Linked DNA regions of Homo sapiens: regions 2, 3 and 4 are each linked to region 1. Evidence: chromatin loops called from intact Hi-C (ENCODE). Cell type or tissue: B cell. All regions are shown on one strand. Each heading gives the region's core, and the rest is flanking DNA. Links, peaks and the distances in the headings are about the cores only.

Region 1 (7,505 bases), core at 1,338-6,337:
CAGCATAAGAGAAAAGCCTCACTAGCTTCCCCCTTTCTCTCACACTCATTCCACCCTACTTCTAAGAACTTCACTTAGCCCCTTGTTCACTGTTATCCTCTCACTCTTCTCCCCAGGGCCACAGTAGGGTCATCACAACTACCTCTGCCCCTCCAGTGAAAGAAACACTTCCCGGCTGCACGGTGGTTCACGCCTGTAATCCCAACAGTTTGGGAGGCCGAGGCGGGCAGATCACCTGAGGTCAGGAGTTCAAGACCAGCCTGGCCAATATGGTGAAACCTCATCTTTACTAAAAATACAAAAAATTAACCAGGCGTTGTGGTGTGTGCCTATAGTCCCGGCTACTCGGGGGCTGAGACAGGAGAATCGCTTGAACCCAGGAGGCAGAGGTTGCAGTGAGCCAAGATCATGCCATTGCACTCCAGCCTGGGTGACAGAGCGAGACTCCCTCTCAAAAAAACAAAAAAAAACAGAAACATTTCCACTCTCTATCCTGTGTGTGCTCCTTTACTTGACCTGACGCTAAGGCTTCTGGGGAGTTAGGTCCTAGAGGTTCTTAGGCTAAAGAAGTCTCTGAGCCTCTTTTCTCTTAGGATGTGTTGTTATAGTACCCAGCTGTAGGTGGTGGAAGACTGTATGGGGTGAGACTAAGTAACTTGGGTACTGATCCATTATTTTCTGACGTTCCAAGATGCTGATAATTTCTGGCCTGATACCCAAAACAGATCTCATTCTATTCTCCACTTAATGAATCCAAATAGCAAGAGCTGAATTTTCCTGGGGATAGAGCTCATATAGCCTGAAGTGTGAAATGAGGCAAAGGCAAGGTAGCCTAGACCCCTGGGTCTCCAGAATAGCTTTGTCTCCATTCTCCAGGCCTCTGTTTATTGCAAATTATATAGGGAAAGGAGCTTATGGTATGGAAGGCCAGGTATTAGTCTGCTATAACAAAATATCACAGACAGGGTGACTTAAACAACAGAAACTTATTTTCTCAGAGTTCTGCAGGCTGGAAGGCTAAGAGCAATGTGCTAGCAGGATTGGAAACCAACCTGAGGCCTCTTGTCACAGTTTGCAGATGGTAGCTTCTCCTTGTGCCCTCACGTGGCCTTTCCTTTGTGACCACATATTCCTGGTGTTTCTTCTCTTCTTATAAAAATGCTAACCACATCGGGTGCGGTCACTCACACCTGTAATCTCAGCACTTCGGGAGGCCGAGGCGGGCAGATCACGAGGTCAGGAGTTGGAGGCCAGCCTGGCCAACATGGTGAAACCCCGTCTCTACTAAAAAATACAAAAATTAGCCGGGCGTGGTGGCCCATGCCTGTAATCCCAGCTATTCGGGAGGCTGAGACAGGACAATTGCTTGAGCCCAGGAGGCTGAGGTTGCAGTGAGCTGAGATCACGCCATTGCACTCCAGCCTGGGCGACAACGGCCAGACTCAGTCTCAAAAATTTAAAAAAAAATTATTTTAAAAAATAACAAAAAATAAAAATAAATACAAACGCTAATCAGGCTGGGCACAGTGGCTCACGCCTGTAATCCCAGCACTTTGGAAGGCTGAGGCAGGCGGACCACCTGAGGTCAGGAGTTCGAGACCAGCTTGACCAACATGGAGAGACCCCGTCTCTACTAAAAATACAAAAATTAGCTGGGTGTGGCGGTGTATGCCTGTAGTTCCAGCTACTCAGTAGGCTGAGGCAGGAGAATCACACAAACCCAGTGAGCAGAGATTGTGCCACTGCACTCCAGCCTGGGCAACAGAGCAAGACTCTGTCTCAAACAAACAAATAAAAGAAACACCAATCAAATTGGATTAAGGCCCTACCCTCATGACATCATTTAACTTTAATTACCTCCTTAAAGGTCTATCTTCAAATACAATCACATTGGAGGTTAGGGCTTCAACATATGAATTGAGGGTTAAAGGGAACAATTCCACTCTTTTTATGTTTGTTTGTTTTTGTTTTTGTTTTGAGACGGAGTCTCGCCCTGTCGCCCAGGCTGGAGTGCAGTGGCACAATCTCGGCTCACTGCAAGCTCCGCCTCCCGGGTTCACACCATTCTCCTGCCTCAGCCTCCCGAGTAGCTGGGACTACAAGCACCCACCACCACACCCGGCTAATTTTTTTGTATTTTTAGTAGAGACAGGGTTTCACTGTGTTAGCCAGGATGGTCTCGATCTCCTGACCTCATGATCCGCCTGCCTCAGCCTCCCAAAGTGCTGGGATTACAGACATGAGCCACCGTGCCCGGCCAATTCCACTCATTTTTGTTTGTTTGTTTGTTTTTGTTTTCTTTAGACAGGGTCTTCCTTCTCACCCAGGCTGGAATGTTGTGGGCTGCAGCCTCCACCTCCCAGGCTCAAGCAGTCCTCCCACCTCAGCCTCCTGAGTAGCCGAGACTACAGGAGAGAGCCATCACACCCAGCTAATTTTTGTATTTTTAGTATACCCTCTTTCTTTTAAAAAAATTTTAAGTGATTTATTTTTCCTCAATATAAAAATATTCATGCCGGGAAAAACATATCAGTTGTTGAGCTTCTTCTCTTTTTTATAATTTTGTTTTTGTTTTTTGAGACAGTCTCACTTTGTCACCCAGGCTGGAGGGCAGTGGCTTGATCTCCTCTCACTGCAACCTCTGCCTCCTGGGTTCAAGCTATTCTCCTGACTCAGCCACCAGAATAGCTGGGATTACAGGCGCCTGCCACCATGCCCGGCTAATTTTTGTATTTTTTCATAGGATGGGGTTTTGCCACATTGGCCAGGCTGGTCTCGAACTCCTGAGCTCAAGCAATACCCCCGCCTCGGCCTCCGAAAGTGCTGGGATTACAGGCATGAGCCACCACCTTGCAACCTGTCTTTAAAAAAAGAAAGGCCGGGCACAGTGGCCCACACCTGTAATCCCAACACCTTGGGAGGCCGAGGCGGGTGGATCACATGACGTCAGGAGTTCAAGACCAGCCTGACCAACATGGTGAAACCCCATCTCTACTAAAAATACAAAAATTAGCCAGGTGCCATGGTGCGCACCTGTAATCTCAGCTACTCTGGAGGCTGAGACAGGAGAATCTCTTGAACCCAGGAGGCAGCGGTTGCAATGAGCCGAGATCATGCCACTGCACTCCAGCCTCAGTGACAGAGTGAGACTCTGTCTCAAAGAAAAAAAAAGTAAAATTAGCCGGGTATGGTGGCGTGCACTTGTAGTCCCAGCTACTCAGCAGGCTGAGGTGGGAGGATTGCTCAAGCCAGGTAATTAGAGGCTGCAGTAACCCATCCATGATAACACGGCTGCACTCTAGCCTGGGTGACAGAGTGAGACTATCTGAACAGAAGACGAAAAAAAAAAGAAAAAGAAAAGAGACAAGACAAGACAAGACAAGATAGTGGAGCAAAGCTTCTGCTTTTCCTTTGTAAGCCAGCAAATGCTACCCTATGGAAGGGAAAGGACGGGAAGAGAAAAGTACTGTCCAACTCCACTGAATCTGTAGCAACAGCATGACGTTCAGATAAAAAATATCTAATATGGCTGGGCACAGTGACTCACACCTGTAATCCCAGCACTTTGGGAGGCCGAGGCGGGTGGATCATCTGAGGTCAGGAGTTCGAGACCAGCCTGCTCAACATGGTGAAACCCCATCTCTACTAAAAATCCAAAAGTTAGCTGGGCATGGTGGCGTGTGCGTGTATTAGTCCCAGTTACTCGGGAGGCTTAGGCAAGAGAATCGCTTGAACCCGGGAGGTGGGGGTTGCAGTGAGCTGAGATTGCATCACTGCACTCCAGCCTGGGCGACAGAGTGAGATTCCGTCTCAAACAGACAAACAAAAAAAAAATCTGGTATGGAGTTGGGAGAGATAAGACTAAACCTCATGTTCCCATATTTGAATTGGATGCAAAAAAAAAAAAAAAAAAATTCGGCCGGGCGTGGTGGCTCGCGCCTGTAATCCCAGCACTTTGGGAGGCTGAGGCACCTGAGGTCAGTAATTCAAGACCAGCCTGGCCAACATGGTGAAACCCTGTCTCTACAAAAATTAGCCGGGCATAATGCAGGTGCCTGTAATCCCCAACTACGCGGGAGGCTGAGACATGAGAATCGCTTGAACCCAGGAAGCGGAGGTTGTAGTGAGCCGAGATTGCGCCACTGCGTTCCAGCCTGGGCGACAGGGTGAGACTCCGTCGCAAAAATAAATACATAAATAAATAAAATTTTTAAAAAATAAAAATAAAAATTCACCAACATAAAGATGATATTTAAATCTGTATATGTGAGAAGGAACAAGTACTAACTGCATCACAATTAAACAGTTTCCTAGGAGTGGCTTCTGAATGTTACTTCTTTGTATCTTATTTTTGTATCTGAATGTTACTTCTTTGTATACTTACTGGCCTGTATCGCAGGCTTTCACTTGTTAATTGAGTTCTCTCTTCTTAAGTATTTTGGCATTTCTACCACCAGGTGGCGATGTCCCACTGTCTTTCATTTACTCATTGTCGAACGAGAGATTCTTAAAGAATTTGGGGGTGGGGGGAGGGGTCAGGTTATGTCCTTCTACTAGTTATACAAATAAGCGCTTGCTTTCATGCTGAAAAGCGAAAAGAATTTGGAGGGGGAGGGTAAGAGGTCAGGCAGTGGCTGCCTCTTCCTCCCTATTTGTTTTCTTAGTCGTTTGGTTTCCATGGGAATCCATGTTTGAGCAGCAACTCTGAATCCATTTACTGCCCCTCCAGGCTTGGGGCTGAGCCCAGAGACAAGCTGTGAAGAACAGCAGATGGGTAGAAAGGCGGGGAAGATTTATTTGGTAAATTTGGATAGCAAAAGAGGCCAACAGGTGCCGGGGGAGCAGTGGTGAGGTGGAGTGCACGAAGGAATGTGAAAGGCAGACAATGTTTTTTAGTTCAAATAAAATTGGGGAACATTAAAATAGTTTCCAAAACTCTTCAGTCAGGGATACTCTGTTCTCTCCCCATAGATCATCTTAGGACACACTCTGGGCCTTGTATATTACCAGGTCCTCTCTATCTCTTATCCAAAAAAAAATCAACAGGCTAGGCACCATGGCTCACACCTGTAATCCCGACATTTTGGGAGGATGAGGCAGGAGGATCACTTGAGCCTAGGAGTTTGAGACCAACCTGGGCAATAGAGGGAGATCCCATCTCCACAAAAAAAAAAAAATTGTTTTAATTAGCTGGGCATGGTGGCTCACACCTATAGTCCCAGCTACTCTGAAGGCTGCAGTGGGAGGATCGCCTTAGCCCAGGAGTTCAAGGCCACAGTGAGCCGTTATCTTTTTGCCAGCCTGGGCAACAGAGCAAGACCCTGTCTCAACAAAACAAAACAAAACAAAACAAAAACGTCAGCAGACAAGTGTCAGAACCTGTCCAAGGTTAAAGCCCTTTGGAGTAAGAGAACTCCAAGGAAAAAACCTCCACTGCATTCCCCAGGCAAAGCATAATTCCGCATACAGCAAGCTCTCAGTAAAATATTGGTTGAATGAATGAATGAATGAATGAATGAATGAGCAATAAGAATCAGATGGCCTTGACTAGCCTTACTTAGTTCCAGCTTGAGATAACAAACTCAGCACAAAGAAAAATCATCTATTCTGTCATCAAAATCATGAGGATGTGAATGTTTTCATTCACAGATTAAGTCATTCAAAGAATGATGAGGGTGTTTTGTTGTTGTTGTTCTGCTTAAATCAGATGTTTTTCATACTTGCATTACTAATACCCCAGTTTCTAAGAGTATTTGCATTTCAGTTTGTTTGTGACAATATTCGGGTATCCATTCACAGATAGCAGTTGATCTGCATATGAACAGCTTTCTACCTTGAGATGGAATCAAGTCTTCCCTCTAATTCCTTAACCACCAGCCCCACTCTTTCTCTTCACTTTCTGACCCACTACCCTGTTTAATTATCATTCATTCTGTAGTTATTTATTTGCTTACATTTTTATTGCTTGTCACTTCTACAAATGATAGGTGACAAGCTTCTTTCTTTCTTCCGGATCACTAAGCCTTCTCTAAGTTTTATCGTCTAAATGTTCATCTTACTTTTTTTTTTCTTTTTTCTTTTTTTTTTTTTTTTTTTGAGACAAAGTCTCACTCTCTCACATGGCTGGAGTGCAGTGGCACGATCTTGGCTCACCGCAACCTCCACCTCTCAGGTTCAAGCAATTCTCCTTTCTCAGCCTCCTGAGTAGCTGGGATTACAGGTGTGTGCCACCACGCCCAGCTAATTTTTATATTTTTAGTAGAGACGGGGTTTCACCATGTTGGCCAGGATGGTCTCAATCTCCTGACCTCGTGATCCACCCCGCTCAGCCTCCCAAAGTGCTGGTATTACAGGCACCCGTGCGCGGCCCTTATGTTCTTTTGAAATCCCCAATTTAAGTGACTTCTTCATTATTCTAATTTAATCTGCTCACCCTCCTGCCCTCCAATTGGAAATGGCCTTTCCTTCCTCTGAACTTGTATGCAGTTGATCTGCATTGCTTATAGCACTCACCTCTTGTTCTCTATGCAGAACAGTGTAATAATATTAACTATCAAATGTTGTGAACTTGGTGGCCGGGTGCAGTGGCTCATGCGTGTAATCCCAGCACTTTGGGAGGCCAAGGCAGGTGGATTACCTGAGGTCAGGAGTTCAAGACCAGCCTGGATTAGCTGGGCATGATGGGGAGCACCTGTAATCCCTGTAATCCTAATGCTTTGGGAGACTGAGGTGGAAGGATCACTCGAGCCCAGGCGTTCAAGGCCAGCCTGGGCAACATAGTGAGACCCTGTCTCTATTTTATAAAAAATATAAAAATGGCCAGGCGCGGTGGCTCACACCTGTAATCCCAGCACTTTGGGAGGCCGAGGTGGGCGGATCACCTGAGGTCGGGAGTTCGAGACCAGCCTGACCAACATGGAGAAACCCTGTCTCTACTAAAAATACAAAAAATTATCTGGGCATGGTGGCGCATTCCTGTAATCCCAGCTACTAGGGAGGCTGAGGCAGGAGAATCGCTTGAACCTGGGAGGTGGAGGTTGCGGTGAGCCGAGATCGTGCCATTGCAGTCCAGCCTGGGCAACAAGAGTGAAACTCCATCTCAAAAAATATATATAAATAAATAAATAAATAAATAAATAAATAAATAAATAAATAAAGTGCTGGGATTACAGGCATGATCCACCGTGGCCAGCCTCACTCTTCATCTCTTGCCTGGATTTCTGGTATCTCTTCTGTCCATTCAGTCTCTTTCCAATTTTAAATCATTTTCCACACTTTCAATGGTTGACCTTCTAAAATATAGCTCTATGCCAGGCGCAGTGGCTCATGCCTATAATCCCAGTACTTTGGGAGGCCAAGGCTGGTGGATCACTTGAAGCCGGGAATTCAGGACCAGCCTGGCCAATGTGGTGAAACTCCGTCTCTACTACAAATACAAAAAATTAGCCAGGCATGGTGGCAGGCACCTGTAATCCCAGCTACTCAGGAGGCTGAGGCAGGAGAAT
Region 2 (7,505 bases), core at 842-5,841, 420 kb after region 1:
GGGAGGCAGAGCTTGCAGTGAGCCAAGATTGTGCCACTGCACTCCAGCCTGGGCGACACAGCGAGACTCTGTCTCAAAAAAAAAAAAAAAAAAAAAAAAAAAAAAAAAAGAAGGAAAATAAGCATATATTATGATCTAACAGCTTTGCTTGTGATATTCACCCAACAGCTATATGTGACCATGTACATAAGGGGACATGTAGAAGAATGTTCAGATAAGCCATTTTATTTTATTTCATTTTATTTTTTATTTTTTGAGACAGAGTTTTGCTCTTGTTGCCCAGGCTGGAGTGCAGTGGCACGATCTCAGCTCACTGCAACCTCTGCCTCCCAGATTCAAGTGGTTCTCCTGCCTCAGCCTCCCGAGTAGCTGGGACTATAGGCACGTGCCACCAGGCCCAGCTAAGTTTTGTATTTTTTTTACTAGAGGCGGGGGTTTCACCATTGTGGCCAGGATGGTCTCGATCTCTTGACCTCGAGATCCGCCCGCCTCGGCCTCCCAAAGTCCTGGGATTACAGGTGTGAGCCACCGCGCCCAGCCAAGCCTATTTATTATAACCAAACAATGGAAACAGACTAAATGTCTATTTACAACAGGATGGATAATTAATTATGATACATTCATACATTAGAATACCCCACAGCAATGAAAGTGAACAAACTATAGCTAACCACAACTTTGTGTCTTATGTGAACAAAGCCAGACGCTAAAAGATATATATATTTCCATTTATACAAAGTTCTCAGATTAGGTGGAAAAAGGATTCAAATAGTAAAGAATTGATTACCATAAAACTCAAGAAAATGACTACTTTTGGGGAGAGGCAGGTGACTCCAACTGGTAAAGGGCAGAAGGGGAGCTACTGGGTTGCTGAGATTGTTCCACTTCTGGAACTGGGTACTCATTGCATGCAAGGGTGTTCACTAAGGTAAACATTTATGTTTTATGCATTTTTTTTCTAAATGGTTGCTTTATTTGGCAATGAAAAAATTTAAAAATACTTCTTGCAAACTGTAGTTTATGAATTGAGATTCCTGTGAAATGCTAAGTATCTGATAAAGCATAAATTCTGGGTCTATTTCTTACTAATATCTAGAACTCTTTGAGAGAAAAAACATACAAATGTTACCTAGAGTAAGAAATGAATGTGGCTCTCTATATGTCACTGAGCTGTATAAAGACACTCTTGTGTATTAGAGTTCTCCAGAGAAACAGAACCAGTATACACATACATATATAACCATTTATATCTATATATCAATATATACACACACACACACACACACACACATATATATACACATATATAGTCACGCATTGCTTAACAACAGAGATACATTCTAATAAAAACATCGTTGGGTGATATCTTTTTTTTTTTTTTTTTTTTTTTGAGATGGAGTCTCATTCTGTCTCCCAGGCTCCCAGGCTGGAGTGGCGTGATCTCTGCTCACTGCAATCTCTGCTTCCTGGGTTCAAGCGATTCTCCTGCCTCAGCCTCCTGAGTAGCTGGGATTACAGGCGTGCACCACCATGCCTGGCTAATTTTTGTATTTTTAGTAGAGACAGGGTTTTGCCATGTTGTTCAGGCTGGTCTCGAACTCCTGACCTCAGGTGATCTGCCTACTTCAGCCTCCCAAAGTGCTATTACAGGCGTAAGCCACCGTGCCTGGCCCTGTTAGGTGATTTCATCATTGTGTGAACACCACACAGTGTACTTACACAAACCTACATGGTATAGCCTGCTACATACCTAGGCTATACGGTATAGCCTGTTGCTCCTAGGCTACAAACCTGTACAGCATGTCACTGTGCCAAATACTGTAGACAACTGTAACACAATGATAAATATTTGTGTATCTAAACACGTCTAAACATAGAAAAGGAAACGGGTTGTGCTATGATGTTATGAGGGCTATGACTTCGCTAGGCGATAGAATTTTTCAGCTTCATTATAATTTTATGGATCAAGCATCGTATATGAGGTCTGTCATTGAGCAAAACACCATTGTTTGGGTTATGACTATATATATACAGAGAGACAGCGGGGGGACTGAGTGGGGGCAGAAGAGAGAGAGAGATTTATTATTAGGAATTGAATCACGATTATGAAATCTCACAATCTGCTATCTGGAAGCTAGAGACTCAGTAAAGCTGGCAGTATAATTCAGTCTGAATCTGAAGGCTTGAAAACCAGGAGGGCTAGACGTGTAAATCCCAGTCAGAGAGCAGAAGATGAGATGAGATGTCCCAACTAACTCAGGCAAGCAGGCAGCAAAAAGGGTGAATTCCTCCTTCCTTTGCCTTTTGTTCTATTTAGGCCCTCAACAAGTTGGATGGTGCCCACTCACATTGAGGAGAGCAATCTACTTTACCGGTCTGCTGATTCAAAGGATAATCTTGAAACACTCTCACAGACACACCCACAAATAATGTTTAATCTGGGCACCCCCAGGCCCAGTCAAGTTGACACATATAATTAATCATTATACCCTAGTAATAGGTACAAACAATATTAGCCCTTCCACAGATATGAAAGGAATGTGTTTTAGCATTTATTTATTTATTTCTTGAGATGGAGTCTCGCTCTGTTGCCCAGGCTGGAGTGCAGTGGTGCGATCTCGGCTCACTGCAAGCTCTGCCTCCCGGGTTCACGCCATTCTCCTGCCTCAGCCTCCCGAGTAGCTGGAACTACAGGCGCCTGCCACCATGCCCGGCTAATTTTTCTGCATTTTTAGTAGAGATGGGGTTTCACCGTGTTAGCCAGGATGGTCTCCATCTCCTGACCTCGTGGTCCACCCGCCTTGGCCTCCCAAAGTGCTGGGATCACAGGGAGCTTTTATTTTTAATTGTGGTTTACCCTTATTATTAATTTTTAAAATTAAAATTAATCTGTTCTTAAAATTTTCTCTAAAGTTGATAACATTGACTTATACGATAAAGCCTAAATTCCTTAGGGCTGCCTTCTCATTCATCTCATCTCTTGGTACCTTTCTCGGAGTTTATGCTCCAGAAACACTGATCTATTTGTGTTTCCCAAAATACACTGTATTTCCTCAAGCCTTTTTTCTTTGGATCATATTGTACTCTTTGCCTGTAACATTTTCCTTTGAAAATTTCTACACATTCTTCAAGTTTTCTGCTGAAACGCTACCTTCCTGTGAAGACATCCTTTTGCTAAGCATTAATACTCCTAATAACTTTGTGCATACTTCTATTAAAGGAATTATCTAAGTTTCCAATATTATAAGTATAAGATAATTCCTCTCCTTCTCCACTAGAGGGCAGAGACAGCTTTTTCCCCCCATTTTTATTTCTAGTGGCATGGGGGACTTACAATAACTAGCCAAGTTACTGTATTTGTTGAGTTAATTAAGATGACTCTTAATCCATGATGCATTCTAGATCCCTTCCCAGGGTTGTAATTATTGCACTGGTGGCAGTAAATCAGCTTTCTATAAGTTGTGCAATTTGGGGTTTAAAAATATCTCTAGGCCGACCCCTCCTTTCAGTAACAATGCATCCTCCAATATGCAGGAACTTGTGAAGAATCAGAACACACCTGCGACTGCTAAGATGGCAAGTGAACTCAGGTTGCTGGCTGCTTCTTCTGAAATCAGTCCTGCAGAAAATACAAAGTAAGAGGTAAGCATAGACTCCAGGAATTAACCATCATTACCACTACCTCTGTAAGAAACCCCAGGGAAAACTAGAGACTGTCTTGCACTGAAGTGTGTGAGAAGGAGTGGGAGAAGATGGGAGTGGGAAGAGCAGGGGAAGGTAGGGTAGACTGTGGTCTGGGCAGAGGGTAGCAGTGAGAGTGAAGAAAGGCTTCTTAAAATTCTGCTTCCCCCTTTCTGCAGGTTTGCTTTGGAACAGTTGTTGCCTTTGGCTTCACAGTAAAACTCATGGCAACATCCTAGACCGCTGTGGATGGTATCTTCAGAGGCTGTTTTAAGGAGCTGCAATATGTTGCTTCTAACAACTGCATAATACTCAATTATTTTATCTGCTGCATCCTACTATATACTTTACCAATGCTGTACACAGTTGTCTCCAAATTCCTTGGCAGTATTCCTCCAAACTTTTTCTTTTCTGGTTTTTTTTTTTTTTGTTTTTTTTTTGGTTTTTTTTGAGACAGAGTCTTGCTCTGTTGCCCAGGCTGGAGTGCAGTGGCACGATTATGACTCACCTGTAGCTTCACCCCGCTGGACTCAAAAGATCCTCCCACCTCAGCCTTCCAAGTAGCTGGGACTACAGGCACACATCCCCATGCCTAAGTTTTTAAAAATTTTTTGTAGAGATGGGGGTCTCACTATATTGCCTAGGCTGGTCTTGAACTACTCCTAGACTCAAGTGATCCTCCTGCGTTGGCCTCCCTAAGTGTTGGGATTACAGGTGTGAACCACCACACCCAGCCTTATTTCTTTTTCTGCTTAAATTAGTCAGTTAATGTCTGTTTTCTGTAACTATTAAGCCTGACCTTTAGTGGAAACAAAACTGGAAGAAGGAAAAATATTAGGAGGTTATTAAAATAAACCAGACAAGACATAGTGATGATGCGGGCAAGAACATTTGAGATATAAGAGTTGTTGGGCTAGGGATATATTTTGGACATAAACAGGACAGGAAAGGAAGGAAAATAAAGTAACCAAGCATGAGTCCTAGGTTTTGGCCACAGCAACTGTAATGAATGGTGATGTCATTTATTGAGATGGGAAATAATAAAGTAGAATTTTTATTTTTATTTTATTTATTTATTTATTTTAGGATGGGAATGTAAAGTTCTGTTTTGGAGGCGGGTGTGGTGGCTCATGCTTGTAATCCTAGCAGTTTGGGAGGTCAAGGTGGGTGGATCACCTGAGGTCAGGAGCTCGAGACCAGCCTGGCCAACATGGTGAAACCCCATCTCCACTAAAAATACAAAAATTAGCTGGGCATGGTGGTGCACGCCTGTAATGCCAGCTACTTGGGAAGCTGAGGCCGGAGAATCACTTGAATCCGGGAGGCAGAGGTTGCAGTGAGCCGAGATCACACCACTGCATTCCAGCCTGGGCCACAGAGTGAGACTCCGTCTCAAAAAAAAAAAAAAAAAAGTTCTCTTTTGGTCATGCTATGTTTCTGGAGACCCCTATAAGACACCCAAGTGGAGATGACATATGTGTCTGGGGTTCAGTACAGAAGTCTGGACCTGCAAACTTATAAAATCAGCAGCATAAGGGAGTATTTAACATCATGGGCCTGGATGAGATCATTAGGGAAATAGTGTATGTAAAAAAGAGGACCAAGAAATGTAGCCAGAGGCAATTGATATTTAAATTGGGAAGACAAGGAGGATCCAACAAAGAAGACTAAGAAGCAGCAGCCAATGAAGTAAGAAGAAACCAGAAGAATGTGGAGTCTCTGATAACAGATGAAAGCATTCTTTCAAAAAGTATGGTGAAGTCAAGTATATCACATGTCACTGAAAGTTCTATCAGATGAGAACAGAAAATTTAATACGAAATATAGGGAAATGGAGGTAATTAATAAAAATATTTTTAGGACAGTGGTGTGGAAAAAAGCCAGGGATTTATTTCCTTTGTCACTCCCTGCCCCCAACTTTCTCCTTTTTCCTGCCTGGAACTAAGATAAAATGAAGACTGAAGTTAGAATTGCCATACTGGGTCATAAGGTGAACTTGAGGATGGAAGTTTTGCACTAAAGATGACACAGAAGGAAGATAGAAGGAGCCTGGGTCCCTAGTGACTATATGGAACTATAATATCCACTTCTCGACTTCTTTCACATAGAGGAAAACAAACCCTATCTTATATATGCTACTTTAATTTGGGTTTTCTGTTATATGTGACTAGACCTAATTCCCACTGACATAGAAGGAGAGCAAAGAAAAGAGGCAGTGTCGTGATAGAAAAAGAAAAGCTGCTTTTTTTAAATTGACAGATAACATTGTATATACACAACATGATGTTTTAAAACCTGTATATATAGTGGAATGGCTAAATCAAGCTAATTAAGATGGAATTCCTCACAGTTGTCATTTTGTGGTGAGAACACTTGAAATCAGCTCTCTTAGAATGTTTCAAGGATACAATGTATTGTTATTAACTATAGTCACCATGTTGTACAACAGATATCTTTAACTTATTCCTCCTATCTAACTGAAATTTTGTATCCTTTGACCAACATCTCCCCAACTCCCTCCCTACCACAACACTAGCCCTTGGTATCCCACATTCTACTTTCTACTTCTACGAGTTTAACGTTTTTAGATTCCACACATGAGTGAGATCATGTGGGATTTGTCTTTCTGTGCCTGGCTTATTTCACTTAACATCATATCCTCCGGGTTCATCCATGTTGTCTCAAATGACAGGATTTCCTTCTTTTTAATGGCTCAGTAGTATTCAATTGCATATATATGCCACATTTTGTTTATCCATTAATCCATGGATAGCACTTGGTTTGCTTCCATGTGAGTGGTACTACTATGAACACAGGTGCACACAAATATCTCTTTGATATCCTGATTTCAATTCTTTTGGATTTATACCGAGAAGTGGAATTGTTGGATCATACAGTAATTATATTTTTATTTTTTTGAGGGACCTTGATATGGTTTGGGTCTGTGTCCCCACCTAAATCTCATATGGAATTGTAGACCCCAGTGTTGGAGGAGGGGCCTGGTGGGAAGTGATTGATTATGGGGGTGGATTTCCCCCTCGAAGTTCTTGTGATAGTGAGTTATCATGAGATCTGGTTGTTTAAAAGTGTGTAGCAGCTCCTCCTTCACTCTTCCTTCTTCTCCAGCGTGCCTGCTTCCCCTTCGCCTTCCACCATGATTGTAAGTTTCCTGAGGCCTCCCCAGCCATGCTTCCTGTATAGCCTGCAGAACTGTGAGTCAACTAAACCTGTTTTCTTTATAAATTACCCAGTCTCAGGTAGTTCTTTATAGCAGCGCGAGAAAGGACTAATACAGACTTCCATACTGTTCTCTATAATGGCTGTACTAATTTACATTTCTACCAACAGTGTGCAATGGTTCTCTTCTCTCCACGTTCTCACCAACACTTATCTTTTGTCTTTTTGATAACAGCCACTTTAACAGTTGTGAGGTGATAGCTATCTGTAGTTTTAATTTGCATTTCCCCACTGCTTAATGATGTTGAGCATTTTTTCATATACCTGCTGACCATTTGTATGTCTTCTTTTGAGAAATGTCTATTCAGGTCCTCTGCCTATATTTTTCCTGTTGCCCAGGCTGGAGTGCAATGGTGCAATCTCAGCTCACTGCAACTTCTGCCTCCTGGGTTCAAACGATTCTCTTGCCTCAGCCTCCTGAGTAGCTGGGACCATGGGCATGTGCTAACACGCCTGGCTAATTTTTGCATTTTTAGTAGATACGGAGTTTTGTCGTGTTGGCCAGGCTGGTCTTGAACTCCTGACCTCAAGTGATCCATCCACCTCGGCCTCCCAAACTGTTGGGATTACTGGAGTGAGCCATTGCA
Region 3 (7,505 bases), core at 1,416-6,415, 120 kb after region 1:
CCTTAAGTGTTTCTGGCTTTGTCATTTCCCTCCCATTATTATTTTTTAAACTTGATCTTAGCAAAAGGCCAATAAACAATTCTATCACTATCTTTTGAACCATATTGCTATAATTTAGGCCCTAATAATTGTGTTAGGATTCTTGGTTGCAAACAACAGGAATCATCTTTTGGGTAACTTAAGCAGGAAGAAAATTTATTGCAAGGATACTGAATGGCTCAAAAAAGTAATGGGAATATTAGAGAACCTGGTTTAGAGAATGGTGTGAAATCAAAGGAGGGAAGACCAAAGAGAAGGTCAAGGTCACACTGCTGACCAGTCTATATAGGATGCTACAGTTGGACTCTAATATCTGCCATTGCCAAATATTGTCTAACTGGTTGGTCCTGGGTCTTTGCATTACTCCTGCAAAGTCAAGACTTCCCCAGCAGGAGTATCCACTTAAACTAGCCTAGGTCATGTGCATGCATACTTCCTCTTTGCTAGGAAGGGGAGGAGGCAATTGAACCCTATCTCCCCAGGCTCCATATGGGGAGATAAGATCCAGCTTTCCATGGAAAATATAGGAAGGGGCCTTTTGGTTGCTGAGCAGAAAAAAACTAGCAAATGTTCACTATACAACTCCTTTCTGGTCTCAGCAGCCTCCTAACTGCTTCTGTGTCCTCTGTCCTCTCACCCCCTAGAGCCAGAGTTAGCTAACCAAAATGTAATTCTGATTACGTTATTCCATGTTTCAGTGGCTCCTCATCCACCTGTAAGAAAATGTTATTCAAGGCTCTCCACGCTCTGGCCCTTACCTGTCCCTTCGGCTTCATCTCTATCCAGTTCCTTCTTCGCGATTTACACTTTAGCAAGGCTGAACTACAGAACTAGAGTTTCCTCTACATGTCTCATGCTGTTTCTCATTGCTATGCTTTGTTTTGCCTTCCCTCTTCCTGTCCCTGCTGCCTGAATATCCCTTTCTTACAGCCCACCTTTCCCTCCCACCTGGTAACTTTTCCTCATTGTTTAAGAAACTATTTTCTTGGCTGGATGCGGTGGCTCACACCTGTAATCTCAGCACTTTGGGAGGCTGAGGTGGGTGGAACACCTGAGGTCAGGAGTTCGAGACCAGCCTGGCCAACATGGTGAAACCTCATCTCTACTAAAAATACAAAAATTAGCCGGGCATGGTGGTGGACGCCTGTAATCCCAGCTACCCGGGAGGCTGAGGCAGGAGAATCACTTGAACCCGGGAGGCAGAGGTTGCAGTGAGCCGAGATCGCACTACTGCACTCCAGCCTGGGCAACAGAGTGAGACTCCATCTCAAGAAAAAAAAACCAGCAACAAAAAAGAGAAACTACTTTATTGATGTTTTTTCCTCCTGAGCCCCTGCTGGTCTTATTGAATGTGTCACCTTGTATTATAATTGTTTTTATTTGTCACTGTTGTCATACTGCCTACTCTTTACCCTCTTCCCACATACATACACAAATGCACTCTTACTTACTGTGAGTTGAGGGTAGGGATTATGTCTTACTTGTTTTTGGATCCCTAATGCTAGCAGATTACTTGGCATGTTACATACTCAATACATATTGAAGTAATAAGAAGCATTTGATGTTGAACTTAGAGGATAATAAGTAAGATTTTGGTAATGCAAAGAAAGAAATTAAAGATGTGTATAATTTGAAGGCAGCAATATTAGGCTCAGATTAGAAAAAATACGACAATAGTAATTTGTCTTTTTTTGGCTAGCAAGTATATGTAGACAAATGGTAGAAAATAAGACAGGAAATATAAGATATTGTCTTAAGTAATTGGGAGCCTTTGAAAATTTTCCAGCACAAGTTTGATTTGGCCATACCGTGTTTTAGGATATTAATCTGGTTGCAGAATGGATTAGTAGGGTGAGTAGAGAGATTTTTTATGAGGCTTTTCTCTTACATAAGCAACTACATAAGTAAGGGAGATGGCAGCAGAAATAGGAGTCAGATATATGAATCCTAACTTGCCACTTAGTTTCATAGTCAAACATTCAACTCTCTAAGCCTCAGTTTTCTCATCTATACACTAAGAAGGTTGACAGAGTCTTTGGCAGCTCCAAAATCTTTGTTATATATTGTAAGAGAATCAATGACACTTGGCAAATGATTGGATGGTGGCTACAGGGGGGAGGTTTTAGAGACTGTTGAGGTTTTGAGCCACAGTGAATGGGAAAACAGTATTGCTGTTTACAGGAGTGGTAATTAGGTGTTTTTAGCGACAGTGGTAATGCTAGGATCTTTAAAAAATAAGACATCTAAAGCAAGTTGATTTTCCTAATTTGTGTCCTCAGAGTATAAGAAAATAGGATTTCAATGTTGAGGATACTTTCAGAGGAAACTAATGGTCAGGAGATAAGCCGCCCTTTTTTTTTCTTTTTTGAGACATTGTTTCACTGTGTTGCCCAGGCTGGAGTGCCTTGGCATGATCTTGGCTCACTGCACCCTCCACCTGCTGGGTTCAAGCAATCCTCGTGCCTCACCCTCCCCAGTAGCTGGGACTACAGGTGAGTGCCACCACTCCCAGCTAGTTTTTGTATTTTTAGTAGAGATGGGGTTTCGCTATGTTGGCCAAGCTGGTCTCAAACTCCTGGCCTCAAGTGATCTGCCCACCTTGGCCTCCCAAATGCTGAGATTACAGGTGTGAGCCACTGCACCTGGCTTTTTTTGGCTTTTTTTTTAAGACAGAGTCTCGCTGTGTCACCAGGCTGGAGTGCAGTGGGGTGATCTTGGCTCACTGCAACCTCTGCCTCCCAGGTTCAAGCGATTCTGCCTCAGCTTCCCAAGTAGCCGGGACTACAGGCGAATGCCACTACGCCCAGTAATTTTTGTATTTTTAGTAGAGACGGGGTTTCACCATGTTGACCAGGATGGTCTAGATCTCTTGACCTTGTGGTCTGCCCGCCTCGCTCTCCCAAAGTGCTGGGATTACAGGTGTGAGCCACTGCGCCCGGCATCTTTCTTTTTTCTTTCTTTCTTTTTTTTTTTTTTTTTTTAAGAGACTAGGTGTTACTATGTAATGCCCAAGCTGGTCTTGAACTCCTGGATACAAGCGATCTGCCCACCTCGGCCTCTCTAAGTGCTGGGATTGCAGGCATGAGCCACCACTGCACCCGGACTAAACTGCTCTTTTTAATAACAGTGTCCTGGCTGGGCGTGATGGCTCACGCCTGTAATCCCAGCACTTTGGGAGGCTGGGGTGGGTGGGTCACTTGAGGTCAGGAGTTCGAGACCAGCCTAGCCAACATAGTGAAACCCTGTCTCTACTAAAAATACAAAAATTAGCTAGGTGTGGTGGCAGGCGCCTGTAATCCCAGCTATTCGGGAGGCTGAGGCAAGAGAATCGCTTGAACACGCGAGGCGGAGGTTGCAGTGAGCCAAGATTGCGCCACTACACTCCAGCCTGGGCGACAGAGTCAGACTCTGTCTCAAAAAAGGAAAAAACAAGTTTACTTTGGTGGATTTAAGCTTGCACACCATCATTCTGGGGTTGTCTAGTCTCACTGGGAATTAGAGTGATTTCAAGTGACATCGCAAAGTGGACACTGATTAAAAGGTCAAATGGGCTGAGTTTCAAGAGATGGGAGAACAGGAAACCGAGTTTAGAGGGTGAGGAGTGTTTGTTTTGAGCGGGCTAAGGGTCGGGAATTGTTAGAGGGCCCCAGGAATTACTGTCTAAAAAGCCGTATTGGTATTGAAGGGTCACAGTGTCAAAAATGCACGGCAACCTTATGTGTTGTGGCAGAAAGAGTGCTTTAAAAGGCCCCATATTCCAGCTGGGCTGACTCCCACGATGGAGGGAAGAAGATTTGGCCCCTTTTATTAGGTAGTGGGATACGGTGTAGTCACTACAGGAGAGGGGTTGACAGGGCTGCTAGAAGGCCGGGGATTCAGAGGGAGGCGGAGCTGGCCTAGCGCGGAACCCTCCCTCCCAAGTTTATACTCTTCAGGGTGAAGAATTCAGAGTAGATGGTAGGGAATTTAATCTCCAGGACTGGTTTCGCGTACTATGAGACTGTTCCTCTGGCCAGCCCCCTTTTTTCAAGCAAGCTGCAGGCTTCGCCTCGGCCCTAGAAACCGGATAGGCCTCTCCGTGCGCTCTCAACCTAACCTGCGGGGGAGGGGGAAGGGAGCTCCTTATAGTCCCACCCTTTGCGCTGTTTTGCGTCTTTTCGCCTTTGGTGAGTGGCAGTGCGCTTCAGCCAATGATGGCGCGGGGCGGGCAGGAGCATCAGGTTAGGTTGCGCAGGAGGAGGGGGAACTGGTGCTGGAGAGACAGGGAGAGGGGCGAACCGGCCCCCCACAGCCACTGCAGGTAAAGCCACCTCTCTCCTCCACTGGGGTGAGGCACAGCTCGTTTTCTCCTTCAGGGCTTGTCGGGCCTCTCGGCCTGCAGCTTCCGCCCTAACATTGCTCCTATCCCGGGCATCCACACCCCCCACCCCCCGCATCTTCCCGTCTTGGCCATCCCCACCCTGGAGGGCACCCCCGCTAGCTCCTTACCTCAAGTGCATGTACCTCATTTCCATTTTGGGGTCTCCAGTTACCAGAAATCTTCCGCCTCTGCTGTATGGACCTTACTGGCACCAACCCCGGCAGTATGAGCAGGTAATGTACCCGGGTCCCCCCCACCCCCACCCCAGTCGCGTTTTCCTCTCCATCAACCCCTCACTTCCTCACCTCGCCCTTTCCCTTTTTTCATGAGTGCAGAATCTCTCTAGTTTCTTCTTTACCCCCTGAAAATACATGTCTTTAGCTGTCGTAGTTGCCTATTTTGCTTTTCCGATTTATTCACAAGGTCTTACTTTACCAGCCTTATATTCCCCCAAATGACCATACCCTTGATTGAGGTGTGAGTGCTTTCTCTTTCAGTAATTGGAAAACAGAAACAGAGTAGCCACACATTTGGCAGTGAGAATGGTGAAGACAGAGAAAATGGCCTAGGATCTTGATCTACTTAGGAAATCTGAGTGGCTCCAATTTGGTCCTATGTCTTTCCATCCTGATCCTTTGCTGACCCTAAATTGTGATTGCATTCACTTTGGATGTTTATTTTTCATTTCTGTATAAGATTTGAGACCCTTCGTGTCTCACGAATGTCTTCATGGTACAGTTTTAAAATACTTCTCTTTTAAAATTATGTTGGTGATTTTCATTTTAGCCCTTTGGATTATTTTATTTTCAAGGTATTTCTCATTTAAATTAAGCTGCTTCTACCCATCTTATGTTTCAGTAACATGTATTTATGTCTATCTGCAACTGATCTTCTTGAAAGGATACAGTTTCCAACAACAAGATTTGTTCTTTGAAGTAAATAAAATAGTTTATTCTTTTCTGAACCTTTGAGCAGCTAGAGGTTAAGTGGTCATGAGTGGTACTTTCTAAAAGTGCACATTACAGAAAGAGGTCAGCATGGCTCAATACTGCATTCGTTCATTGTCTTCTAAGAGGTTGTCACTACGGAGAAATCTATAAGTGGGCAATAGATATCTGTAGCTCATTTTACATAATTTTATCTATTAGACGACAGAACTAATCTCTTGCAGTGTTTCTCATCCATCATAAACAGTAAATGATGATAAACTCCTTTTGAGAGGCTATAGGAAATCTTATCCCATCCCAAAGATACTGGTAACTCTGCCAAGCCAGGAATGTTTCTTTCTCTGCCCTCTACTCCTCACGTGTCTTTTACAGATCTTCACTGGCCAAGAAGGCTTTGTCCAGTGTTAATAAATATAAATAGCCTAAACAATGAGATGTAGTTTTTTCACTTGATAAATATAAAATTATAATATTGAATACACCTTTAAGAACTGCACATTTATCTCCACCCTCGGTTCCCAGAAGCCCTTCTTAAGGGCCTTAGTCTCCATCCCCTGGTTGAGAATCACTGCTTTGTTGAAAGGTATGGAGAGATTGAGATGGAAAAATATAGGGTAGAATTAAAACAAAATACTTTATCATAGGACAGACAGTTTATTATAGAAATGGGCAAGGGTGAGGAATAATGTCAAATAAGAATGAGAGAGTTGGGACTCTAGATTTCCAAAAAAATCAAGAACTGTATTAAAGGTGGTAAAGCTGCAGAAGAACATCAGTTTGTACTTGTCTCAAGGGGAAGCAGTAGTTTCACCTTTAAGAAGGAGATGAAGTGAAGGGCTATACTGGCATATATAATAAAGTATTTTTCTACAGGTAACTGTATTGTTACTTGGCGATTATAGATAGATGGGCTTGGATTTTAACCTTAACTGACTAGTTTGTTACTTTTCCCTTCCACTGCCATCCCTCACCCCCTACATGCCCTCCAAGATTTCTGTCATGATTCTGGTCATTAGTTTGTAATTATGGAAAGTGACTAAGTACAACCACTAAGTTTTGTCTTTCCTTTTGAGCACATACATGTGTTTCTCTTTTGGGGACTGGTGGGCCAACACTGGCTTTTCATTCTTAATATGATAAAAGTTGGTGTGACTTCTTTATCTAGGCAGTTACTTTGCATTGAAACCAACTTAACATCTGTTCATTTTTGCTATTAGGGTTTGAATCAAGGAAAGAGAATTCATGAGATGGTTGAGAGGATTCATGAGATAGATGAGCTTGGTAGAATAAATAGGCCGTATGTGGATATAGCCAGGGTGACCCACAAGTAGTAGTAGAAGGAGGGTTAAAAAAAGTTAGATGTATGTTGGGAGAAGGTTTAATCTTGTAAGAGTCAAGGACAGTTTAAAGATAGGAACTAGAAAAGAAGTAGGAAACTAGCATAAAAATATGAGATGAATTGGGTCAGTATAGGTGAGAATGATGGGACTGAGAAGTAATGATACTTGGTGGCAAGGTTTTTGAATTATTAGGCATAGACCGAACTAGAAGAAGCAGAAATTTGGTTCGAAAATTGGGAAGGGAGAGATAAATGACAATGCATTGATCTTTAAAAAGCTTATACTAAGTCATATGGGGGTAAGGAGATTCATCAGAAACCATCAGCCTTGTTTCTCCTATTTAAAAAAAAAAAAATCTGGGCCTAAGATTGGATCATTATGGGGGAAAGGAAGAGCATTAGAATTAACAAATAGCAAGGAATCATGGAAGCGACAAAATACTCCATGGAATAAGGAGCAGGCTATAAACTATTTGCAACGTAAACTTCTGGTTAGTAGAAACTTTCAGCGTGGTGGCTCATGCCTATAATCCCAGCACTTTGGGAGGCTGAGGCGACGGCTCACCTCTGAAGTCGAGAGTCCGAGACCAGTCTGACTAACGTGGCGAAAACCTGTCTCTACTAAAAATACAAAATTAGCCGAGTGTGGTGGCGCAGGCCTGTAATCCCAGCTATTCGGGAGGCTGAGGCAGGAGAATCGCTTGAACCCAGGAGGTAGAGGTTGCGGTGAGCCGAGATCGCGCCATTGCACTCCAGCCTGGGCGACAAGAGTGAAACTCTGTCTCAGAAAAAAAAAAAAAAAAAAAAAGAAACTTTCACT
Region 4 (7,505 bases), core at 770-5,769, 320 kb after region 1:
TTGATTATAAAAGTGCTTTATAGAGAGAACTTGCGGGCAGGCGTGGGGGCTCACGCCTATAATCCCTGCACTTTTGGAACGTGGAGGTCGGCGGATCACCTGAGGTCAGGAGTTGGAGACCAGCTATGGTCAACATGGTGAAACCCCATCTCTACTAAAAGTACAAAAAATTATCCGGATGTGGTGGCGGGCGCCTGTAGTCCCAGCTACTCGGAAGGCAGAGGTTGCAGTGATCGAAGATCGCAACACTGCAATCCAGCCTGGGCAACAAGAGCTAAGCTTCGTCTTAAAAAAAAAAAAAACTTGGAGGAAATATGCAGATAAAAATAGTATTTACTCATTTACTTATGTCATCAGCACTCAGAGGTAACCACCATCAACATTTTTATGTTTTGTTCTCTGTCTTATGTAGCTACAGGTATATATATATGTATATTTTACTAATATGTAATTATTATAGTGTTAGAACCTCTACGTGGTAGATGTTTTCCAGTCAGTAAGTATTCTACCATGTTTTTGTTTAATGGCTGTCAAGTATCTTTTGTCACAGATTTATATAAAAGATTCAGTTCCAAGCAAACATGGAAGTACTTGAAATTGAATATCCTCAGTTGATTAATGAATACAGATATAGGGACCTACCGTCCCATTGCTTGATACCTTTTATTGAGAATTTTCATATGAGCCTACAAAACGTGTACTGGTTTAGTTAGTTAAAACAATGGAAATGCCAGTTTCTTTTCCTTCACTTCATTGCATGATCATTGTTACATAAGCAGATTTGACAGAAAAAAAGATGTAATCTTTTCTTTGGAAATTTGGTGAAGTGTGCAATCTGGTGTATATCATTTTTGAATCTGCTATATATAGCATCTTAAGAAAACTTTTGAACACAATATATACATACATAGAATAAACCATTCCTGTGTAAGCCCCACTCTTCGGATAGCAACTGCCATGTTTGTCCTCTACACTTTTCTCCTGAATGATTTCAAAGTTTGTTGACATGATACTTCAGCAAACATGATACGCACTGAAGTTAGGAGCTTCCATGTGGCTGCATCTCCTAAGAATAAAGGAAATACATGCCACCAAAATATTATCAAAAGAATAATGAACATCAATTCAGTAATTAAACAATTGATAGTAAAATTATCTAGATAAAAATGTCTCTTTTGCCCAGTCTAGTGTTCAGTCAGAATTCACACACTGCCCACCCCCCCACCTCTCCTTTTTGAGACAGTGAGGTGGCTTGATCTCCGCTCATTGCAGCCTCCACTTCTAGGGTTCAAGCAATTCTCCTGCCTCAGCCTCCCAAGTAGCTGGGACTACAGGTATGTGCCACCACACCCAGCTTATCTTTGTATTGTTAGTAGAGATGGGGTTTCACCACATTGGCCATGCCGGCACTGCTTTTTTAATCTAGAAAAAGGCCCCTAGTTTTTATTTTTTGAGGTGTCCAAACCAGTTGTATTGTGATTGCCCACAAACTTGAAATTGTCTGATTGTTTCCCCCATATATAGATTCTAGAAAGATAGCTTGGTGAGAATAATGCGTAGGTGATAATGCGTGTTTAAGTGTGTCACATCAGGAGGCATGCAATGTTAGGTTGTCCTACAACTTTCTAACTATGATCCCTTAGTTTAGGTTGAGACCTCCAGGTCTTCATTGTAAAGATACATTTTCCCCCTATGTAATTATAGAGTATCTGTTTGCAAATCCTGTACTCCACTCACCAAGTTTTACCTGGCGCTTTTAGCATACATCGACAGTACTCTCATATGTTAAATTGGTGTTAAGTCCTCACCAATGTAAATAAATTTTAAATAATGTGTCTTAACATCTTTTTGAGACGGAGTCTTGCACTGACGACCAGACAGGAGTGCAGTGGCACGATCTAGGCTCACTGCAACCTCCGCGTCTTGGGTTCAAGCGATTCTTCTAGCTCAGTCTCCAGAGTAGCTGGAATTATAGGCGCTTGACATCACGCCCAGCTAATTTTTAGTATTTTTTGTAGAGATGGGGTTTCACTATGTTGACCAGTTTGGTCTCCACCTCTTGACCTCGTGATCTTCCTGCCTTGGCCTCCCAAAGTGCTGGGATTACAGGCGTGAGCCACCTTGCCTGGCCCCACACCTTATTATTATTATATATGATTATATTTATGATCCATTTGTTTGGATTTCCTGCCATTTTTAAATTTTGTTACTCTTCCTTTTGAGAGTTGTTTTATTTCATTTGGGTTTTGACCTTTGCGTGTGCAGTTTTACACGATTTGTATTTATATTAGGATTTAGAGTGAGGTTGGTTCCAATTTTTGAAAAAGATGGCTACCTAGTAGTACCATGTATTGAATTATTCATTTTCCCACCATGATGTACAAGGTCTTAGGTATTCTTAGTTCTAATACTTAAACATAGCAGTTAACATAATGTGTTCTAAAAGTAGCCAACTTTGTTTCTTCATAGGCTGAAAATGTCTTAGTAATATCCCCAGGTATTACTGTTTTCTCAGAGATTACTCTCACAGTATTTACCTTGAGATACTGTTTTTGATTAAATGAGCTAATGATTCTTGGCAGTTCAGCAAATTAAAATGCACATATTTTTCCAGGCATTGTTGGCCTCTGAAGAGGCCAGAGGGAAGTAGTTGAAAGCAATAAGATCCATAGGAAGCAGGGTACAAAAATGGTGACCAGATAGAGAGTAATGTGGGATAGGGTAGCCGGACCTAAATAGGCAAAATAAGACTTGAAGTGTGTTCAACAACTTAGATCAAATGAAGATCATCCAAGTATGCAGAGGAATTTATAGTATCCAAAGAGTATTCAGAAACTTAAGAAATTGTGAATGACTGAAAACTTTGGAATACAGAAAATTTAGTAAACCTTTTAGAAAATTGACAACTCATTGCTGCCATCTAGTGTCACTTTTGTCTTTGAAATTCTGCAAAGAAGGGAAATTTTACATATATAGCATATTTAGTATATAGAATTGGCATTTAATTTGAATTGAATGCAGGGGCTACTTTAGGTTTTTTTGTTGTTATGGTTGTGGTTTTTTTTTTTTTTTTTTTGAGACATAGTCTTGCTCTGTTCCCAGGCTGGAGTGCAGGGGTGCAATCTCGGCTTACTACAACCTCCGCCTCCTGGGTTCAGGCAGTTCTTTGCCTCAGCCCCCCGAGTAGCTGGGATTACAGACGCCTGCCACCACCAATTTTTGTCTTTAGTAGAGACAGGGTTTCACCACGTTGGCCAGGCTGGTTTTGAACTCGTGACCTCATGATCTACCCACCTCGGCCTCCCAGAGTGCTGGGATTACAGGCGTGAGCCTTCGCACCTGGCCTAGTTGAGGTTTTAAGATACAGTAATAAAGGAAATTGTAAGGCAGGGTTTTGAATTTCCAAATCTGAGGTAATATATATTTTCCTTTGTCTCTAGTGTGAGATAATGTCTGGTAAGTGAAAGTGACAGCATGTTTAATTTTTTTCTCCTGGACCATTGGATAATGTGTTTTAAGTATAATGTGATTAACCCATGTGGAGAGGTGGCCAGGGCTTGCTGAAATAAATGCCCAGTAGAAACATCTTGTACTTTGTTTAACTTGTATACTTTTGCACTAAATAAGCCAAGATATACTGAAAACAGTTGGGTTGAACGGCACCTATCTCCTGTGACCTGAACTCTATCAAAGCTGGCATACAGTGCCCAGATAAAAAAGGAAGCTGAAGTCTTGACTCCATGTTCAAATTCATTTTGGCTCAGCTCTCAGCAAATTCCAGGGCTCTCACAACCTGTTTGTGGACCACTTGAACTTTATTTATGTAAAAAATCTTCAGATAATGCAAACTGCCGTACCTTTTCCAAGTAGAATTGAATTACTTGAGATTTAAAGTTAATGTAATGGTAATGAAGTATTTTTATAAATATATTTTCAAAATTTTAGCTAGATTGACAATCCAAGATTGGTTTCCCTCCATTAAAAGGGTGAAGAGGCATGATAGCACCTCACACTTACAATGAACAGTTGGAAATAAAATTTACAGTTTGGCTATATCCCAACTAGATAGAGTTTTTACTTATTTTTTGCTTTTAAGCTGTGGCTGGGATGGTGAGAGTGCGAGTAGAGGCAAATTTCTATATTCAGGAAATTTCTTGTCCTTCCCACTACTATTAAAATCTTGTATCGCTTTTATTGCTTCAGGATAGAGCATATGATAAAACAGACAAGCATATCAGACAAAAACACAGATTTTTGGGCATTAGAAATAACTTAGTATTCCTGGTTTTGACTTGTTTTCTAGGTAAAACAGGTCTTTTGTGATCCTTTGATTAAAAACAGGAATAAGAACCTGTAATGAAATTATAGTATATAATATACAAACGCATTTGTCCATGTGTGTAATAGAAATTTGAGTGCTAACCACTATTTTTCCGCTTTTTTTGTCCTTTTTCTCTCTTGAGACCCAGTCTCACACGGTTGCCAAGGCTGGAGTGCAGTGGCATGATCTTGGCTCGCTGCAACCTCCACCTCACGGGTTCAAGGGATTTTCCTGTGTCATCCTCCCAAGTAGCTGGGATTACAGGCATCCACCACCACACCCAGCTAGTTTTTGTATTTTTAGTAGAGACCGGGTTACACCATGTTGCCCAGGCTGGTCTCGAACTCCTGTCCTCAGGTGATTTGCTCGCCTCAGCCTCCCAAAGTGCTGGGATTACAGGTGTGAGCCACCGTGCCTGGCCTAATTTTAGGTTTTTAAAGTCTATCCTTTTCATGACAGAGCTTTTCATGACATGTTGAGTTTAAGAAAGAAATAGCACCTAAGGTTCTCATTTGTTGAGGACATTTTTTTTTTGAGGTAGAATCTCACTCTGTCACCCAGACTGGAGTGCAGTGGCGCTATCTCCGCTGACTGCACCTCTGCCTCCAAGGTTCAAGCATTTTTCCTGCCTCAGCCTCCCGAATAGCTGGGACTACAGGTGTGTGCCACCATACCCCGCTAATTATTTTCATATTTTTAGTACAGATGGTGTTTCACCATGTTAGCTAGGATACTGTCTCGTTCTGACCTCATGATCCACCTGCCTCGGCCTCCCAAAGTGCCTGGCTGGAAATGTGACTAAACTACTGCTTCACTTTTGAAGTATTTAACCTTCTGATTTACAAATAATGGAGGCTGGAATATTTGAACTGTATGTTTGTTTGTTTTTGAGACAGTGTCTCCTTCTGTTGCCTAGGCTGGAGTGCATTAGCACGATCTCGGCTCACTGCAACCTCCTCCCATGTTCAAGCGATTCTCCTGTCTCAGCCTCCCGAGTAGCTGGGACTACAGGTGCAGGCCACCACGCATGGCTGATTTTTGTATTTTTAGTAGAGATGGGGTTTCACCATGTTGGCCAGAGTGGCCTTGAACTCCTGACCTGATGTGAACTGCCTGCCTCAGTCTCCCAAAGAGCTGGGATTACAGGTGTGAGCCACTGCACCCAGCCCCAGATTTCTTAATGTTAAATCTAGTTCATGTAAATTAGTGCCATTTTATTATCTAACAGCATTATTCGACTATTACATACTAGTAAATGGTGATAGAGTAGGATCCCTGGGTTAGCTTGCATTAAAAAAAGAAAAATTCTAGACCCCTTCAACTAGAAGAGGGGAAATATGATGATGAGGGGCATTGACCTCAAAATATTTGAGTATATACAGGTGCATTAAGACTTGGACTATTATTACTAATGTGATTAACCTTTTAAAATTTCTACCAAATGGATTTTCTGTTTTAAGGAATATTTGTTTGGCTTAAATGAGTTTTTCCTACAGAAATCCCAAGCTTGTATGTACATTGTAGTGAATTTGGGAAATACAGAGAAACTGTGAAAATGATTGTAAAGATTAATCACAAGCAGAGTACCCACAGAACATTTTAAGATATTTTGATGTGTTTCTGTACTGTCCGTTCTTAAATGATTTTTATGTAGTTCATTTATGTCTCCTATGTATTGTACGTTTTCAGATACTATTTTTTTGACTCAAATTATAATTTGCACATCACTTGAAGTTGTATTTTTAAAAGACTATTATTGCTGGACATTTATTACTATTGGGTTGTTAGTTGTTAGAACTCGGTTATAAAAATTCATATAGAATATGACCAAGTAATTTAGATCTGTATGAGGCAAAAAGCAAAAGTAGACCTATTCATTCTACAAGTGGTTTTTACACCTTCCAGATGTAAAGGGAGTAACAAGGCAAGAAAATGGGATCAGGGCCGAGTGCAGTGGCTTTCACCTGTAATCCCAGCACTTTGGGAGGCCGAGGCAGGCGGATCACCTGAGGTCAGAAGTTCAAGATCACCCTGACCAACATGGAGAAACCTGGTCTTTGCTAAAAATACAAAATTAGCCGGGCCTGGTGGCGCATGCCTGTAATCCCAGCTACTGGGGAGGCTGAGGCAGGAGAATCACTTGGAACAGGGAGGCGTAGGTTGCAGTGAGCCAAGATTGCTCCATTGCACTCCATCCTTGGCAACGAGTGAAACTCCAACTCAAAAAAATTAAAAAAAAAATGTGATCAAGGAGTTTGTTTTACTTATCTAAACTATTGTACTACTATAAAAGGATGCTGGCAACCTGTTACATGAAAGAACTGAGGGACTGTTCTTAGGATTTCTAACAACAGTCTGCGTAACATGTTAAAAGTGGTGCTCGAGAAACCACACCATACTACCTAGAGAGAAATGGTATTGTTTAAGCATCAATAACACCACAAAAAGGTATTGCCACTTGTAGGACGAGGTAGTCTTGACAAAATATTGCAGATGAAGCTGAGTAAGCCTTGGTCCCAGCTGCTGCTTTCAAGAGTTACAGAAGAATATGTGGAATTGTTCTGAGAGTATCAATCCTGGAAAATACAGACTGGGAAACTACAAGTTAATACTGTGGATTCTTAAACAGATAAATTTTAACCTAATGCAATAGAAGCGGAACTTACCTACAAAAATGCTTCAAATGCATCACGTTTATTTTTCTGGGAAGACTAGAATGTCTATAGTTATACATTTAGGCATTAGAATTATTTTAAAAGTGAGAAAGTGCTAGTAAAGTCATAATGGTTGTTACCTTTTGGTGAGAGGAAGGGGGATTGGCAGTGGAATCAACCACATAGGGTTTGTTTACTTATGAGACTTTACAGGGATGCAACTGCTCTTGCACCTTCACACATTTTTATTGAAGTCCCTTGTGCTCACCCACTATTGGAGCAGGTGAAACTTCTAAGTTTTAACTGCTTTTCTAAAATTTCGTTCCTGTTGCTTTTCAATAAATAACTGCTGGTTATTTTGGTATTCTTGTATTTCTAAGTCTATTATTCTCCAAGTTGCTTACCTTTTATTTCTCCCACAGTCAGTGAAACCATATATGCTGGCTTGCCTTTACTGCCTTGCATTTTGGAATTTTGATTTAAATGCTGTCTGTAGGATAGTGATTTTGCCATCTTGAGTCTTATTTTGG

What was found. Peaks named below come from ENCODE experiments on the same cell type or tissue, not always from the same donor. Only the 100,000 strongest peaks of a DNase experiment are listed, where the experiment ranks them.
Region 2: a loop joins it to region 1, with 5 times the contacts of the local background. A loop is called at or near these places in 2 of 110 quality-filtered maps.
Region 3: it touches region 1 in a loop (15-fold over the local background); 20 of 110 quality-filtered maps call a loop at or near these places.
Region 4: it touches region 1 in a loop (14-fold over the local background); 8 of 110 quality-filtered maps call a loop at or near these places.

The regions. Positions count from the first base shown.
Region 1 is chr14:21,554,740-21,562,244 of GRCh38, reverse strand. No RefSeq gene overlaps it. Among named protein-coding and RNA genes, the nearest start is that of OR10G3, 22 kb to the left of the region's middle. RefSeq lists a silencer at 3,401-3,587 and enhancers at 3,606-4,149, 4,150-4,693. In B cell, for the core only: CTCF peaks have their summits at 4,244 and 4,448 (motif pointing right); a DNase peak (open chromatin) is centred at 4,464; H3K4me3 peaks cover 462 bases.
Region 2 is chr14:21,131,920-21,139,424 of GRCh38, reverse strand. LOC105378175 (a long non-coding RNA gene) reads left to right here and starts at 3,549. Exons shown (of 2, transcript XR_943589.2): 1 at 3,549-3,642; 2 at 3,861-4,042. In B cell, for the core only: CTCF peaks have their summits at 3,071 and 3,273 (motif pointing right); a DNase peak (open chromatin) is centred at 3,364.
Region 3 is chr14:21,434,028-21,441,532 of GRCh38, reverse strand. All of the region lies in intron 1 of CHD8 (chromodomain helicase DNA binding protein 8), which reads left to right. Among named protein-coding and RNA genes, the nearest start is that of CHD8, 18 kb to the left of the region's middle. RefSeq lists enhancers at 349-643, 3,671-3,850, 3,881-4,040, 3,828-4,371. In B cell, for the core only: no CTCF peak of the experiment used is centred there; a DNase peak (open chromatin) is centred at 4,162; H3K4me3 peaks cover 1,882 bases; H3K27ac peaks cover 2,823 bases.
Region 4 is chr14:21,236,829-21,244,333 of GRCh38, reverse strand. The region is part of intron 2 of HNRNPC (heterogeneous nuclear ribonucleoprotein C); the gene reads left to right. Among named protein-coding and RNA genes, the nearest start is that of HNRNPC, 29 kb to the left of the region's middle. In B cell, for the core only: a CTCF peak has its summit at 2,903 (motif pointing left); a DNase peak (open chromatin) is centred at 2,893; H3K27ac peaks cover 1,039 bases.